Linked DNA regions of Mus musculus: region 1 is linked to region 2. Evidence: chromatin loops called from intact Hi-C (ENCODE). Cell type or tissue: gastrocnemius. All regions are shown on one strand. Links, peaks and the distances in the headings refer to the core of each region. The heading gives the core; the rest is flanking DNA. Region 1 has its middle 11 kb from the start of Cldn11. Region 2 overlaps Actrt3 (actin related protein T3).

Region 1 (8,416 bases), core at 292-8,291, 550 kb before region 2:
ATATAATATATAATAATAATAATAATAATAATTATATATATATAATATATATTATATATTATATATATAATATTATAATATATATAATATATATATAATATAATTTATATATATATAAATAATATAATATATATATATAATATAATATAATAATATAATATATATATATAATATATAATAATAATAATAATAATATAATATATATAATATAATATAATATAATAATATATATATATTATATATATATATAATTTATATATATATAAATTATATATATATAATAAGTTACATGCCACCATGAGTTCAGGATTTTGTCTGGGGGGGGGGGGGGATTCCCCTGAAACCTGAGATGGTGGCACAGGCCACCTATGAGGACACTAAATAGTACATACTGATCAAATAGCACTAAAAATTAGAAAAAGAGAGAAAGACATTGCCAAAACTCCGATGTTCCAGGTCCCGTTAGGAAAGGAAGACACGGGGCTGGTGAGATGGCTCAGTGGGTAGGAGCACCCGACTGCTCTTCCGAAGGTCCTAAGTTCAAATCCCAGCAACCACATGGTGGCTCACAACCACCGTAATGAGATCTGATGCCCTCTTCTGGTGTGTCTGAAGACAGCTACAGTGTACTGATATATAATAAATAAATAAATCTTTAAAAAAAAAAAAAAGAAAAAAAAGGAAAGGAAGACACTGTGTGCAGACATGGGACAGAATCAGTGCTGCCTTAGGGAGTGGGTATATGGCAGACTCCAACCCTCTGTGGTCCCGGTCACTCACCTGCTGTCCTGAGACAGAGAGAGCTTTCCAACAGAAGACACATTGATACTGTTCACCATTTACTCAGAACCCTTTGCTTATTTGGGGATGACAATGGCTTCTTCTGTAAACCTATCGGCAGAGTGAGTTCCACATACTGCTCTATCTAGAACTTGACCTCTGCACCTGCAGCCTTGGACACCAGGTAGACCTGAGTATCAACTGGCACAAGCCCAGGAATGTGCGACTAGTCCTGGCAACACAGCAAGATTCAGTCTCAAAATAAGTAAACAAACAATTTTTATACCAGCTATTTAGCTACCAGAACATATTTAAAGCCTCATTTCTGGGCCTTCAGCTTCAGTGAAACCATTTCTTCAAACGCCTTCATTGTCATTTTTTTTAGGTTTTATCATGCACGAGCACAATGCATTTTTATCATACTTACCGCTCCTTCTGTCAATTCCTCCCATGTTCCCCCAATAGCTTCCTCCCAGATTCATGCCATCTTCTATACACGCCTGTATTCTCGTAAGTATAGGGCTAACTACTTGGGCATGGACCATTGACCAGGGGATTTGTCCCTAGAGAAACTGATAACAATAAAGTATGTGAGTCCTGGGTAGAAAAATGAGAAAACAATCCAAAAAGTCCCACCGTTAGGTCCCATAGCTAAAGGCAGTAAGAACAAGGATTGTCCTTAGCTCCACAGAACACTGGTACAATGGCCAGTTGGTCAAGTTTTAAACCTTTTACTGAAAACATATGTGTTATAGCGTGACCAAAGCATCACATGCTCCGGGGAGTTCACTCCGTGCGTGATTTAGAAAGAATACACTCTGAGAGCTGGCCCCAGCGTGAGAGCACTTACGGCTCTTGCAGGGCACCTGAGTTCTGTTCCCAGCATCATTATCAGGGAACTCACAACCTCCTGTAACCCAGCTCTGGGGAAGTTTAATGCTCCTGCCCACGTGTGCACACATCCATGGGCACACATAACTTAAAACAAAAACAAGTCTTTGGAAACAAGAAATTCTGTTATTAATACTACATAGCTGTTCTGTTTTTAAAGAATAGGAAGAGGGGCTTTTGATGGCTTTTTCTGTATCTTCTTTGCTTTGCTTTTTTCCAGGATTGAGTCTCCTTATGTAAGCCAGGCTGGCTTCTAACTGGCAATCCTCCTTTCTCAGACTCTCTATACTAGGACTCCAGGCATGGCCCATCATGTCTGTAACTTCTTCCTTCTGTTTCTTACGCAAACCATTATTCTACTTTAATAGGTTATCTTGAGTGCTTGGGCACCAAGAACCAAGGAGACATTACTGCAGGGTTATTAGAAACCTGTCATGAACACCACCTCCAAAACAAGACAATTAAGAAGTAGATGAGGGCTGGAGAGATGGCTCAGTGGTTAAGAGCACCGTCTGCTTTTCCAAAGGTCCTGAGTTCAAATCCCAGCAACCACATGGTGGTTCACAACCATCCGTGATGAGATCTGGTGCCCTCTTCTGGGGTGTCTGAAGACAGCTACAGTGTACTTACATATGATAAATAAATAAATCTTTTTTTAAAAAGGAGATGAATTAAAAAGAAGAAGTGGATACTAGGCCTGCAAGATGGTACAGCAGGTAAGGACACACACTGCCAAACCTGATGACCCGAGTTTGATCATGGGGCCCATAAAATAGAAGGAGAGAACCAACCCAAGAGAGCTGTTCCCTCATCACAACACATGGGGGTGTGCATGTATGTGCATGTGTGTCTGTGTGTGTATGTATGTGCATGTGTCTGCGTGAGTGTGTATGTATGTGCATGTGTGTTTGTGTGTTTGTGTTAGTGTATATGTATGTGTGTTAGTGTGTATGTATGTGTTAGTGTGTCTGTGTGCATGTTAGTGTGTATGTATGTGCATGTGTCTGTGTGTGTATGTGTGAGTGTGTATATATGTATATGTGTATCTGTGTGCATGTTAGTGTGTATGTATGTGCATGTGTCTGTGTGTGTATGTGTTAGTGTGTATGTATGTATATGTGTATCTGTGTGTATGTTAGTGTGTATGTATGTGCATGTGTGTCTGTGTGTATGTATGTGCATGTGTATCTGTGTGTGTTAGTATGTGTGTATGTATGTGCATGTGTGTTGTGTGTATGTTAGTGTGTATGTATGTGCATGTGTGTGTGTGTATGTGCATGTGTGTCTGTGTGTGTTAGTGTGTATGTATGTGCATGTGTGTCTGTGTGTGTCTGCATATGTGTGTATGTATGTGTATCTCTGTGTGTATGTGTGTGTGTGCGAACATGAAGTAGATAATATGTAAAACCATAGTGGGTGATCAATAAGTACTAGTTCAACAAAAGGTTAGTTGGTTGGTTCTAAATTTGTTACTAAAAATGGGCACTGTTTTTTTCCTTGTTCCCCACTTCCCTTTTCGCTACAGCCCCAAAATTGGGCACTTTTTTATGTGACACAACAGAAATTTAAAATATTTCATTACCCACTACAAAATCAGAGTTTGAAATGAAAGCACCTTATTGCTCCAACTACAAGAAAGGGTCTTCACTTTGATTTTTGGACACAGGATTTCTTTGTGTAGCCTTGACTGTCCCGGAACTCGATCCAGGCTAGCCACAAAATCAGAGATCCACCTCCCTCTGCTTTGCAAGTGCTTAAGTTAAAGGCATGCACCACCAAGCCTGGCTGAGAAAAAGACCTTTAAACAGCCAAGATAGCTCTCTGTGAAGATTTTACACGCCAAGCTTAATTCCACAGAAGAAAAATCCTTGCAAAACTTAAGTTGGCCACTAGAGGGCGCTCATAGACTCCCATTGCTACTAGTTAAAAACGACTTTAAAATAACTTAGGCAGCCAGGACAGCCAGGGCTACACAGAGAAACCCTGTCTCGAAAAAAAATAAAATAAAATAACTTAGGCAAAGAAGTGTTAACAAAATATTACCAGCTTCCCTGGCAAACTCTTCTCCAGAGTAGTTGGACAAGCTAGAGCCAAAAGATTTAAAATACACATATTTTTTGACCCAACTTCTGTAACATTATCTAAGAAATTTGTAAAAAAAAAAAAAAAAAAAAAAAAATCAGTTAATGGGTTTTGTGATTTACATCTCAATAAAGGGTCAATTAAGAACTAGATATGTTGAGAGGAGGGCATAGGGAGTTCTCGGAGGGGAAACCAGGAAAGGGGATAACATTTGAAATGTAAATAAAGAATATATCCAATAAAAAAACACTAGATATGTTGTAAAATATCCTCTTATTTTTATTTTAAGTGTATTTGTGTACGTCTTATGTTCATGTATGCACAGATGTGTGCAGGTGCCCAAGGAGGCCAGAAGAGGGCACCAGAGTTCCGGAACTAGAGCTACAGGAACTTGTAGCCTCCTGACCTGAATGCAAGGAACTGAACCCTGCTGCCTGAAACAGCAGCAGCCGCTCTTCCCCACTGAGCTATCTCAGCCCACACTATCATATTCAAAGTGCACACTACTAAAAATAATTTCAATACATCTGTACAATCGGGGACTTTTTAAAATCCATCGACACATATTCGGAGAATACATACTACAATTTAACAAATAGTTCCTTTGAGCAGTGAGATTAGGGTGTTTTGTTCTCTTGCTGCTACTGCCATTGTTGCTGCTGCTGCTGGGTTTTGTTGTTGTTGTCGTTGTTTGTTTGTTTGTTTTGTTTCGTTTCATTGGTTTTTCCAAACGGGGTTTCTCCGGGTAGCCCTGCCGGTCCAGTAACTCACTCTGTCAAATAGGCTGACCTTGAACTCAGAGACCTGCCTGCCTCTTTCTCCTTGGGAAGCAGACCGTTGGGATTAAAGGCATGCACCACCACTGCCAGGTTCTTTTGGGCTTCTTAGACATTTGCTAATAAGAAACATAAGGTGTCTTGATAAATAGGAAATTCTCTTAATATTTAAGTGTGAGATACTTTAATCATTTGTAAATGTCTGTGGACTGATGAGATGGCTCCATGGGCAAAGATACTCATCACCGTGCCTCATTCCTGGATGCATAATGGTAAAAGGAGAGAATTGATTCTCATAGAGTATCCCTTGGCTTCCACACACATGTTATCACACACACCATATACACATACACACTACACACACACTATCTGTACACACATATATACACACACATGGACTATACATACACACACATACATATCACTTACACACACCATATACACATACACACTATATATACACACACATAGACTACATACACACATGTACACACACACCATATACACATCACACACACATTCATACACACAATGTTCAATGTTTGTTAGCATGTAAGTCTAGGAGAGACTCATACCCTCAGATGTCATGCAGCCATCATTCCCCTCCCCAGCTAGGGATGGACCCTAGATGGTTAGACATAGAAGCAAGTTGTCTGCTGCTGGGCTATCTTCCCAGCCCAACAGTCACCCCTACTGCGTTACAGTCTTCCTCCATAATAGGGTAGACATGGTTCAAAACTGGAGGATGGGGCTGGAGACACGGCTCAGCAGTGAAGAACACTTGCTGCCCTTGCTGAGTTCAGATCCCAGCACCCAAGTCCAGCAGCTCACACCTGCCTATAACCCCAGCTACAGGAATCCCACACCATAGACACTGAAATGGAGTACACATACTCACACACAGAAACACGCAACTAAAAGTAAAATAGGACTTAAAAAAAAATACTGGGCTGGTGAGATGGCTCAGTGGGTAAGAGCACCCAACTGCTCTTCCAAAGGACCGGAGTTCAAATCCCAGCAACCACATGGTGGCTCACAACCATCTGTAATGGGATCTGACTCCCTCTTCTGGAGTGTCTGAAGACAGCTACAGTGTACTTACATATAATAAACAAACAAACAAACAAACAAACAAACTAAGGATATGCAGAACATAGTGGCACATACGTTTAATCCCAGAGCTCTGAAGACAGGGTGAATTTGAGACCAGCCAAAGCTATACAATAAGATCTTGTCTCAAAACAAAACAACAACGGTAAAAACAAAAACAAAAAACCTAAGGAAACAAGATTCCCAGAAGGCCTTCATGACACAACATTGCAAACAATTCAGTTGTGCAGACCCCTCTCCCAGCCAACACCCATCAGACCTCTTGGGTCACTCTGTACCAAGGCTGTCACCCAGCAGACCTCTTGGGTCACTCCACACCAAGGCTGTCATCCAGCTAAACTGTTGGGCCACTCCTCACCAAGGTTGCTGCCCAGCTGACCTCTTGGGTGTCACCCAGCCGACCTCTTGGGTCACACCTCACCAAGGCTGCCACCCAGCCGACCTCTTGGGTCACTCCTCACCAAGGCTGCCACCCAGCCGACCTCTTGGGTCACTCCTCACCAAGGCTGCCACCCAGCCGACCTCTTGGGTCACACCTCACCAAGGCTGTCACCTAGCCGACCTCTTGGGTCACACCTCACCAAGGCTGTCACCCAGCCGACCTCTTGGGTCACTCCACACCAAGGCTGTCACCCAGCCGACCTCTTGGGTCACTCCTCACCAAGGCTGTCACCCAGCCGACCTCTTGGGTCACTCCTCACCAAGGCTGTCACCCAGCTGACCTCTTGGGTCACACCTCACCAAGGCTGTCACCCAGCCGACCTCTTGGGTCACACCTCACCAAGGCTGTCACACAGCCGACCTCCTGGGTCACTCCTCACCAAGGCTGTAACCCAGCTGACCTCTTGGGTCACTCCACACCAAGGCTGCCACCCAGCTGACCTCTTGGATCACTCCTCACCAAGGCTGCCACCCAGCCGACCTCTTAGGTCACTCCTCACCAAGGCTGCCAAGCTTCTTCAGTGCTGCATTCTTAGCTCTCTGCCATGCAGGGAATGGATTTTCCCGTTAGTTCCGCCATTTAAGACCCAAGACTCTCCTACAAAATGGCCTTCCTGCTTCTTCCTAATGAGTTCTAAAGTGTTAACCATAGAGCCTTGTAAATTCTCCTACCAAAACATGTCGTCCAGGCTGGGGGATGGTTCAGTGGATGAAATTTTGCTGTCCAAGCATGAGAACCCGTGTTCAGATCTTAGCACCCATGCAAAAAGTTAACAGATTCTGGGGGATTGATAGCCAGCCAGTCTAGTCTAAACAGGTTCCATGAGAAACTACCTTATCTCAAACACAAGGGAGAGAGAGAGAGAGAGGCAGCCAGCATCTGCCTCTGGCCTCCATATATACAAGTATGAGCAAACACACCCCACAAACATACACTATGCATGTACTCATACACATATGCACATACACACACACATACAGAGTTTTAGTTCTTTGTTGGACAACATGAGATGTTTTCATTGAAAGTGTAATGCTGTATGTGGCCCACAAGCCCCTACCCTATCCTCACACAGCAACTTCTGTCTAGATCCATCCATCACTCACAGGTTCCTCTCCTTTCCCATCTTTGAGGTTGGGGGCGGGGTGTGAAGTGACCACGCGTATTGAATCTTACTGACTCTCCCATCTTTGAAAGCTCAGTTCCTCTTGATGGAGAAGCTTCCAGCCTCTCTGCTGAGACACCCCTGTGTGCTGCTGCCCTGTGTAGACCTGAGCTGTAGCTTCCAGCCTCTCTGCTGAGACACCCCTGTGTGCTGCTGCCCTGTGTAGACCTGAGCGGTTGAGCTCATCCACGGGGCTTTGTTCAGGTGTCTGGGAGTTCCCAAAAGACAGAGGCCTGTCTGACTCATTCCTGTCTCTAAGTCACGGTGTGGATGTCAGACCAAAGCAAAGCAATCGTTGTTGTCTGAATTAAATCCAGGCCTTTGCATGTCCCCAACAGAAATTTCCAGCTTTAATGTGTAAGCTTACCATGGTCTCTTTAAGGGGTTGGGGGAGACTTGAAGGTTCTTTCTCATAGCAAGAAACCTCTGTAATATCTGTCTCTTAACATTTGGTCCTGTGTGTCCCTTTCTCTCACCATTCCAGAGTTAGTGTCACCAGCAGCATAATAAAATGAGCACCTATCACTTGAGAGACAAGGTTACCAAGCAAGGCTTTGTTAAACAGGGCAGCCGAGGTCAAAATGGTGGAGTAGGAAGCTGTAGACACGTTTCCCCACAGGAACGAGGAAACAAACAAAAACGTGCCAAGGCCAGCACTTTCTGCGAAATGGGGAAAACTGTGCAGCAGCTGTGCAAACACGATTACGCAGCTGGGGTGGGAAACACCACCTTCAAAATGACAGGGAAGTCCTGAAGAATTTTCACATTGGGCCCATCCCTCTGCCCAGAATGGAAGCCAGAATCCAGTTCCCTCTTTCAAACCAGAGCAGGAACAGACCTTTGAAATGTATTGAGAATGGTTGTTTCGATCTTACACCTGATACTTAGACAGTAATTCTGTTCGTGGGCAGTGACTCCTCACCCAGGTTCACCAGTAAGCAAAAGTGTCTCCAGGCCTGGCATCTGTGACGTGTACTCCTCGCTGCTCTGGGACAGCCATCTGCTTGCCTCTTCGTAGGCATGTGAATCACTAAGGTGTGTCTGTCTGAAAGCCTGTTGCTTGCCCCGCCTCATCAGGGTGCAAGAGATAAGACGAACTGAGTCAGCATCTTTCACAGTGTGCTGTCCAGACCCCTAAACCTCCCAGTCACTGTCCTGAACTGCCACTCACCT
Region 2 (8,416 bases), core at 352-8,351:
TTGATAAGGTGGGACTGCTCAAGGTCATTGGGAAGTTCCGTTGGGATAAACGTGTTTAAAGGTACATTAAAATGCAACAAAGTATTGGGGTTTATTTTCAAAAATTAAAGAATTTCTGGAGGCAGGCAGTTACATGTTCAGAGAACATGCTGAGATTCTGAGCTGCTGCTAATAGATGCCATTCCATCAGGGTGAACACTTCTCTATTGGCCCTACTTTTCTGATTGTCTGTCTGTCCTTTCTCCATTCCCTTGCTGGCCCTAATCTGGACTCTAGCACCCCTTGAGAAAGGCAGTAGTATGTCATCTAGTTGAAATGACACATTCTCTACAGTGTCCAGATGACATCTTTGTGCTAGCCAGAGCATTATATGGGACAATGGGTGACCACTTGACTTATGAGGGGTTTCCTCATTTGCTCGTTATTAACACTTATTTGTTTGTTTGTTTGTTTACTTATTAGTAGAAATCTGCTCTTACCTTCTACCACTCGGGTTCTACATGGTTCCATGGTGTCCACCCAGACCCTGTTTTTGTCTTCTGGGATAGTTTTCACAAGTGTTGTCTAGACTCCACTTTGTCTTTGAATCCTACAGCTATGAGTCACTGGGTCAGTTTGTGCAGTAGTATCTTTCGGTTTGTCTTTCTCCGTTAGTAGTAGTGCTCTTGGAAGGGGCTGAGAGTTTTTGCTTTCCATCTCTTTCCCCTTCCATTTCTTCGGTGGTCCTCTGTTAGTGGATATGTAGACACCAAATTGATCAGAAGCCCTCCCACCCTGTAGAGAACTGCAGGGGAAAGGACCTGAGCTGTGAAAAGGACGGGCAGGTAGAGCAGGCACAGAATTCGGCCTGAAAACAAAACTGCAAAAACGAGGATTTTTAAAAAAGTTTGTGGTGACCTTGCACGGCTGACCTCCTGCCTCAGCCCCCTACAGGCTGGGATTATAGGCTTGTGTCAGCTACCCTTGAAATTCTTTTCTTTTTCTTTCTGGAACTCAATACATAGGCCAGGTTGGCCATGATGAACTCACAAGAGATCTGCCAGCCTTTTGTCTCTCAAGTTCTGGGATTAAAGATTTGTGCCACTTCCCCTGTGGGAGTGGACTGGGTCGAAGGTGGAATTTATGTAGTTTTTAAATGAAAAAGAAAAAGGGTTGGGGGAATTGAAAATATCCCTAGTTTCGACTGTAATGTATTCCAGAAGCCAAGTTTCAGAGGTGTGTGTGTGTGTGTGTGTGTCGCAGTGCTCATAGCAAGAAATAGATTAATTAATTAATTGACTTTTTTATTTATTTATGCAAGAGATGGTCTAGGAGGAGTGAGGAGAAGGGAGAAGGGAGGAATAGCAGCACTAGTGCGAATGCTGGACTCAGCCAATCAGCGCGCGCTGTGGGGTATTAAGGGCCACGGGCAGTGTGGCCTGTGTCTAACCCTGCTTTGCTTTAGCTGTGGATTCTGTTCTTTTGTCCTCCGCACGCTGTTTTTCTCGCTGACTTCCAGTGTCCCAGGAAAGTCCAGACCTGCAACGGGCCACCGCGCGGTCCGGTCCCGTGCCTCAAGAAACGTCAGCGCGCGCAGGCGCTCCAGGTTTGCCCGGAGCCCGCGGCGCCCGGGCGCCCCGCCCGGTGCCCGCCTGGGGTCTTAGGACTCCGCTGCCACCGGGAAGAGCTTGGCTCTGTCAGCCGCGGGGCGCCGGGGCCTGGGGCCAGGCCGGGCGGGCGAGTGCCGCGAGGACAGGAACAGAACTGGTCCCCGCATTCGGTGGCTCTCCTGAGCTGCGGGAAGTGCACCGGGACCCCGGCTCTCTCAACCCCGTGTCCCGCTGGGGAGATGCCCGGCTCCACGGCGGACCGCAAGAACCTGCGACCCTGAGGAATGGGGCTAAGCACGGTGCGTGTGCCCACGGTGCTCCCAAAAGAACGGGCGTCGAGTCAGGGTCGCCAGCCAAAGGGCGTTTTTTAGCCTTCACGCCCCGCCTCCATTTTTGTATTCTATTCATGTTTCTGCCCTGCGGGTTTTGTAGGAGTTGTTTGTAGTAGTAACCTGAACTAGCTATGCAGCAATAAGGTCCTTGGGGTTGGGGAGGTAGGGGTACAGGCGTGGACCTTCATACTGGGCTTGTGTAGTGCGGAGACCTGAACCTAGAGTTTCATAAGCTCTTTACCAACTGGTATTCCCATTCTATGGGAGATTTTTTTTTCTTTTGTGTATGAGGTCGTTGAATATTTTGTAAACAATTAGAAAATCTAGTAATTTTCTCAATGAAAACATTACTTTTCTATGTCTTTGGGTGCAAAATATTAAATGGAATCTGAGAAAGAAGTTTAGAGAGATACCTGTATGCCCACTTCCCCTGCCTACCTTCACTTGACACACTGAGTCTGGTGTCTCTTCAGAAAAGAAAATGAGATAGACACTCTGGAGGCAGAGGCAGGTGGATCTCTTGATTCCTAGGCCATCCTGGTCTACGGAGCGATTTCCAGGACATCCACGGTGACACCAGGAAACTATATATCAAAAACAAAAACAAACAAAACAAAACAAAACAAAAAAGAGAAAGAAGAAAGGATCTGTGCGGGGGAGGGGGCATGGGGGGGGGGTAAGGGGGTGGAGGGATGACTTTAATCCCAGTGTTTGGGAGGCAGGCAAGTGGATATCTGTAAAGGACAGCCAAGGGTATACTGTGTTGAAAACCAAAACCAAACAAACAAAAAATGAGGAAGAGGAGGAGGAGGAAGAAGAAAATGAGAATATGCCCATGGAAAGAAGAGTATCAGTCCTTGTTAGCCCACCAATTCCTCAGGAGTAGTTCCATGTTTGGGAATGTCTCGTGCCAATGCAGTGCCTTGCCTTCCTCAATGCTTCTCTGAGGTGCTAGCCAGCGCCTGTGTATAGAACACTGAAGAATGAAGAGGCATATGTCCAGTACTTTTGTGAGCTATATGCATATAGCAATTCAGTCACCTGAAACAGGCCCCTTGCAGCTAACATTTTTGTTTTAGTATTTAGTGTTACTGTTAAAAAGACTGGGGGAAATGAGTTGGGCTTTAGCTCAAGAGGTAGACAGTTTGCCCAGAATGCTAAAGGTGCTGAGTTTAGTACCCAGCCAAAAAAAAAAAAAAAAAAAAAAAAAAAAAGTGTATGTGTGTGTGTGTACAATCTGGGAATGGGGAGATGGTTCAGTGGGTAAAAAAAACTTGCTGTTTAAGTTTGAGGACCTGAGTTCTACTCCGCAGCACCCACATGAGGCTGGACATGGTAGTGTAAACCTATGAGCCCAGCACAGTGCTGCACATGCTCTTATGGAGGTGGCAAATGGAAGCCTTCAGATCAGGGAGTCTGGCATAAACAGCAAGGTTCCAGAGAGACTGCACTAAGGTAGACAGTGATTTTTTAAAATAGCGGCTTGTGTCTGAACACAGCACACTGGGCCAAACAGTTCCACGTGTGAGACGTTTATTGGGAGAGAGAGGGGGAGGAAGGGAGGGAGGGAGAGAGAGAGAGAGAGAGAGAGAGAGAGAGAGAGAGAGAGAGACACGGCAGAAAGAGAAGGGGAAGAGAGAGAGAGAGAGAGAGGGAGGGAGGGAGGGGCGTTCCCCTTACTTATATGGAAAATGATGCAAGGCAGGTAAAGGTGGGAGGTGAGCCAAGTGGACTCTGGGAATATGGTAGCTGTTGTCTTGGTAACAGGTCTGTAGGTCGAACTGTCCCCTATGTTAAGTCATAGGTTTGGGAGGTCCTGATGCCAACAGTAGGTGAGAACAGACATCTGCACTCACACACACCCATACACACCTGTGCATTACACACACAAACATGGAAATTACTTTTTAGGCTTTAAAATTCTGGCTCCGTGTAATGGATTGAGAATTTGCCAGCATTTGTGGAGAAGACCTGTGGATACGGGAGGAACGAAGCTCTAGTACCAGCTTGACCAGTCACTGGAACATGTTCTCCGAGTAACAACTCTTTGTGCTCCTCCTCTTTTTTTTTTTAAACTTTTTTCTCTGCCTCTGCCTCTCTCTCTCTCTCCCTCTCCCTCTCTCTCTCTCTCTCTCTCTCTCACTCTCTCCCTCCCTCCCTCCCTCCCTCTCTCCTTCCCTCCCTCTCTCTCCTAATAAACCTCTCACACGTGGAACTGTTTGGCCCAGTGTGCTGTGTTCAGACACAAGCTGCTGTTTTAACAAATCACTGTCTACCTTAGTGCAGTCTCTCTGAAAACCTTGCTGTTTATGCCAGACTCCCTGGTCTGAAGGCTACTCCCAGCCTGTAGCCAAGGCTTGTCTAGAACTCACTGTGTTTATAGCTCAAACAGGATTGCAATTGGCTGCACTTAGGCTGGCCCCTAAACCCTCTTCCCCCTTTGGAGAGCCTCATGTAGTCCAGACTGGCCTCAAACTTGCTGATCAGTGGGGAATGGCATTGAACTTTGATCTTTAGTCTCTGCTTCCTAAGTGCTGATATTAAAAGGTGCACAGTACATGCCCAGGTTCGTGATGTGCTGGGCTTAGTGCTTGCTAAGCAAACATTCCCAGTCCTGAGGCTAGCCTTGAGCTCCTCAGCCTCCTGCCTGTCTCCCATTAAGTCCTTTTAAGATTAGCCCCAAACAGCGGCCTAGTTCCTGGACTGCAAATAGAAATGTCTTTTGCTCTTGCTCCATCTAGTGGTAATTTAGAGTCTCCACACTTAGAAAATTCCTACCAGTTTTGGGCCTTGATAGTCATAAGCTATGAATGGCTTTTGTTGAAGGAAGAAAAACTTCAAACCTTTTAAGGTTTGTTTGAGATAGTTTTAGTATGTACCTAGGCTTATTTTGCCTTGTGATCTTGCTTCAGCCTTTCGAGGACAGGGTTATAGGGATGGGCCACCATGGACAAAAAATTAAATTTTAAGAGAAGCCCACTGTAGTCCACTTCCTAGGTTTAAAAACTTCACTTTAACTAATGTCTTACAAGCACTACAAAGAAAAATTACAAACATTTTGGCAAAATTACTACATAATATTGGAGTAAGAAAGGGCTATTGAATTCATCCAACAACATATATGAAAACTGTTTATAGATGATAATTATGACAAATGTTACCTGTATTAGTGAGGGTTCTCTAGAAAACTAGAATCAATCTGTCTCTGTCTCTGTCTCTGTCTCTTTCTGTCTGTCTGTCTGTCTCTCTCCATCCGGAAAGGGGTATATTAGAATGGCTTACAGGCTGTGGTCCAACATTGTTTGTCTACCAAGAGAAGGCCCAATAACTCAATAACCAGTAGTTGTTCAGTCCATGAGGCTGGGTGTCTCAGCTGGTCTTTGGTATAAGGTGGAATCGTGAAGAAGGCTCCAATGCCAATGAAGGAACTTGCCAGGGAGAGGACTTCCTTTAAAACGGCTGCCAAGAGAAGGTGTGGCCTAGGTTAAAGATGGATCTTCCCACCTCAAAAGACCTAGATTAAAAGTGGGTCATTCAAGTTCAACTTATTTAATTAAGGAAGAATCCCTTACAGATGTTTTCGTTAATTCCTTGTATGATCAGGTTGACAACTAAAAATATCCATCACATCACCTATTGCTCTATTGTAGATGATAATTATGCTCAAATGTTACTATTGCTCTAGAATGTAAAAGGCTGCTTGGAGGGATTTCAATGAACTGTTGTCCTCTTTCCCCCCCCACCCCCCACCCAGTGTGTAATTATTAAAAAACAATCCATGCTATCACTGGTTACTCTCCCACCAGCAGCAGTCTCCCAGCCCCCATGACTATCCCCACGTGGCAGTCCACTCAATTTCCTGGCAGTTAGCTGGGGGCACACACACGCCTTCCCAGACATCAGTTCCCTCTGGCTAGTCTGCCACAACATACTCTAAACCCTGAGCCCTGTATAAAGAAAATTCCAGAGGCTTGTAATTTACCAGTCAGATTCATATCAGTAAATTCTCAACCCCCCAAATGCCCACACAAAGAACTCAAAACTCAATTGATATAAGCACAAGCTGCACTCCTAGATGGGGCAAATTGCCCTATGCTACTCTATTGCTCTTCTATGATATCCATAGCTACCTGTGACTCTTTTAAGCCACATGAATCAGGCTCATCTTCCTCTCTTATAAGTTCTGTCTTTCCTTTCCATCATCCTCCTCCGTCCTCCTCCCCCCCCTCCCTCCCTCCCCCTCCCTCCCTCTCCCTCTCCCCTCCCCCTCCCTCCCTCTCCCTCTCCCCTCCCCCTCCCTCCCTCTCCCTCTCCCCTCCCCCTCCCTCCCTCTCCCTCTCCCCTCCCCCTCCCTCCCTCTCCCTCTCCCCTCCTCCCCCTCCCCTCCCCTCCCCCTCTCCCTCCCCCTCCCCACCCCTGTCTATCTCTGTTTCTGTCCTGTCTGTAAAACTCTCAGCCCACCTTCCTTTTCCACTGCCCAATCACAGGCTCTAGTCTTATCTTTCACCTGCCCTCACCTGCTTATAGATGGCAATCTACATTCTCCCCCTTTGTCCAATTAAAAGGATCTTTTCTCTCAGATATAAATTGAGCACAACTATTACCATCCTGTAACTTATAAAGTTTAAGATACACCTAACACTCAGTCTATCATTTTGTCAATTAAATAAAGCTCTCTGCCAACTATTCTAACTTAAAAAAGGCTTATAATTCTATACCGATTATGTCCTGATTTAGCTTGTATATTATCTGAAAGCCATCTTCTCAAATATATATTCTCTCAATGCTAAAATAGCCTGGGTTGGTTAAGAGTCTATGGTTAGTCTTCAATTCCACCAGAATCCCAAGAGTGACATAAAAGCTACCTGAAAATATAGGATGCCTAACACAGCTTCCAGAACTGAAACAAATTGTAGAGACAGCTGCCTACCTACACAGACCCCTATTTTCAACATGTTGGGGCACCACATTGTGGCTGTTTGGCCTGGGATCACCTGGCAGACCTTTGTGATGCAGAATATGAAGGATTGGCTACCTTGTCTTGGCAGAGATAATTAGTTGACTATTCTGCAAAGTGTGTCCTTTTTCTGGATAGTAATTTTCTGTAGGTGAATAGGCAATTTTTACTCAGTGCCTACCTTGCCACAATGTACAACCTCACCTGGTAAGGTGCTCAGTTTCTTCTTTGAATTCATGAATGGAGAGCTGTCAGGAGCAGGTATGTCTCAACAACAAATGATTAAATAACATTACATGTCACATTCTGTGGATTTATCATGTTTTTGGAAACGATCTATCTATGTATAGTAATCTGGACTGTTGTCCTGTAACTACTCTCAGCTATTTATAATCAAAACATCTTGATAACACCCTAACAATTAACTCAGAACCATGAATTTGCTATCTGGCCCTTAACTCCTATGTCTAATCATCTAAAATCAGTTTGTAAAGGCAGTTATTAAAGGACTGGGCCTAAGCTTTGTATTTCCCTCCTCCTCTGCCTCCTCCTCTTCCTTCTCTCCAGTAAACTTGCCTTTCAAATTCTAGACCAGCTCTCTGTCTATTATGTTGAGTTGTGGGCTGTATTATTTAGCCTGGAAAAGACAGCAAGCACTAATTTTACCATGATTTTCTGGTTCAGGGTAGCAACCTCCATGCTACCTTTGTATATCCTTGATTTATTTCCTGTGTCCATCTTTCTCCCCCCATTGTCTTCGACATGTTTTTCTTTTTTCTCTTTAATGATGGAAAGCATCCTTGGTTTATTTTCTGCATCTACCTCTGTAGGCTTAGATTTTTTTCCTAAACCTACTTTAATAAGGGTTCTCAAATGCTTCAACCCCCTTCTAGCCCACTGTCTAAAGGTAGGGGAGAAGATATGATAAATAGGACAGAGGGATGTGGATCTGTTTAGAGGTAGTTCTTTGGGGTGATTTCGATCTCCTTTGCCAGTTCAGTAGTGTCAGGATACCAACAATCCAGTTCAAAAGTTTCACCAAACACAAATTAACAATGGCAGCATGATCCAGCAGAAACCACTAGGCTTTACAGAGTCTGCGAGAGTCAGCGGTAATGCTAGAAGTTCTCTGCTGTGCCTCTCTCAATGAAGTAAAAGATCATCACAAACTGGAGACCAGCCAAGCACTGCAAAGATAGCTATGCAAGTGTCCCATCACTGTCTGTTGGATTCTATTTATACTCTCTCCACATCATGTGTCCTCACGTGGGTGTTGCCTTTGTAAGATACCACGGGAGTCTGCATCACACGACACAACCAGAGGCGTCCACTTCACACCTCACCATATTTTACATGGTTTTTTTTTTTTTTTTTTTGGTATGATTGTTTTGATGGTGGAAAGCCCAATATGTTTTTCACAAACAGTTGACTTTTGTTTGTAATTCTTGTGCAATACATTCTGTCAACAACGACATGGCAAACAATGAACCATTGTTCTGGAAGAAACACAGCACCAGGCTCCTGGTGGCCTCTGTCAG

Evidence for each region. A loop is a pair of places that touch in the nucleus more often than their neighbours do. Peaks named below come from ENCODE experiments on the same cell type or tissue, not always from the same donor. Only the 100,000 strongest peaks of a DNase experiment are listed, where the experiment ranks them.
Region 1: a loop joins it to region 2, with 6 times the contacts of the local background. A loop is called at or near these places in 24 of 42 quality-filtered maps.

The regions. Positions count from the first base shown.
Region 1 is chr3:31,134,371-31,142,786 of GRCm38, reverse strand. No RefSeq gene overlaps it. Among named protein-coding and RNA genes, the nearest start is that of Cldn11, 11 kb to the left of the region's middle. In gastrocnemius, for the core only: CTCF peaks have their summits at 3,561 (motif pointing right) and 4,132 (motif pointing right); DNase peaks (open chromatin) are centred at 3,553 and 4,140.
Region 2 is chr3:30,588,740-30,597,155 of GRCm38, reverse strand. It overlaps Actrt3 (actin related protein T3), which reads left to right. Exons shown (of 2, transcript NM_029690.2): 2 at 1-83. Among named protein-coding and RNA genes, the nearest start is that of Actrt3, 6.9 kb to the left of the region's middle. In gastrocnemius, for the core only: CTCF peaks have their summits at 3,235 and 4,667 (motif pointing left); DNase peaks (open chromatin) are centred at 1,432, 1,634 and 4,546; H3K4me3 peaks cover 1,311 bases; H3K27ac peaks cover 1,406 bases.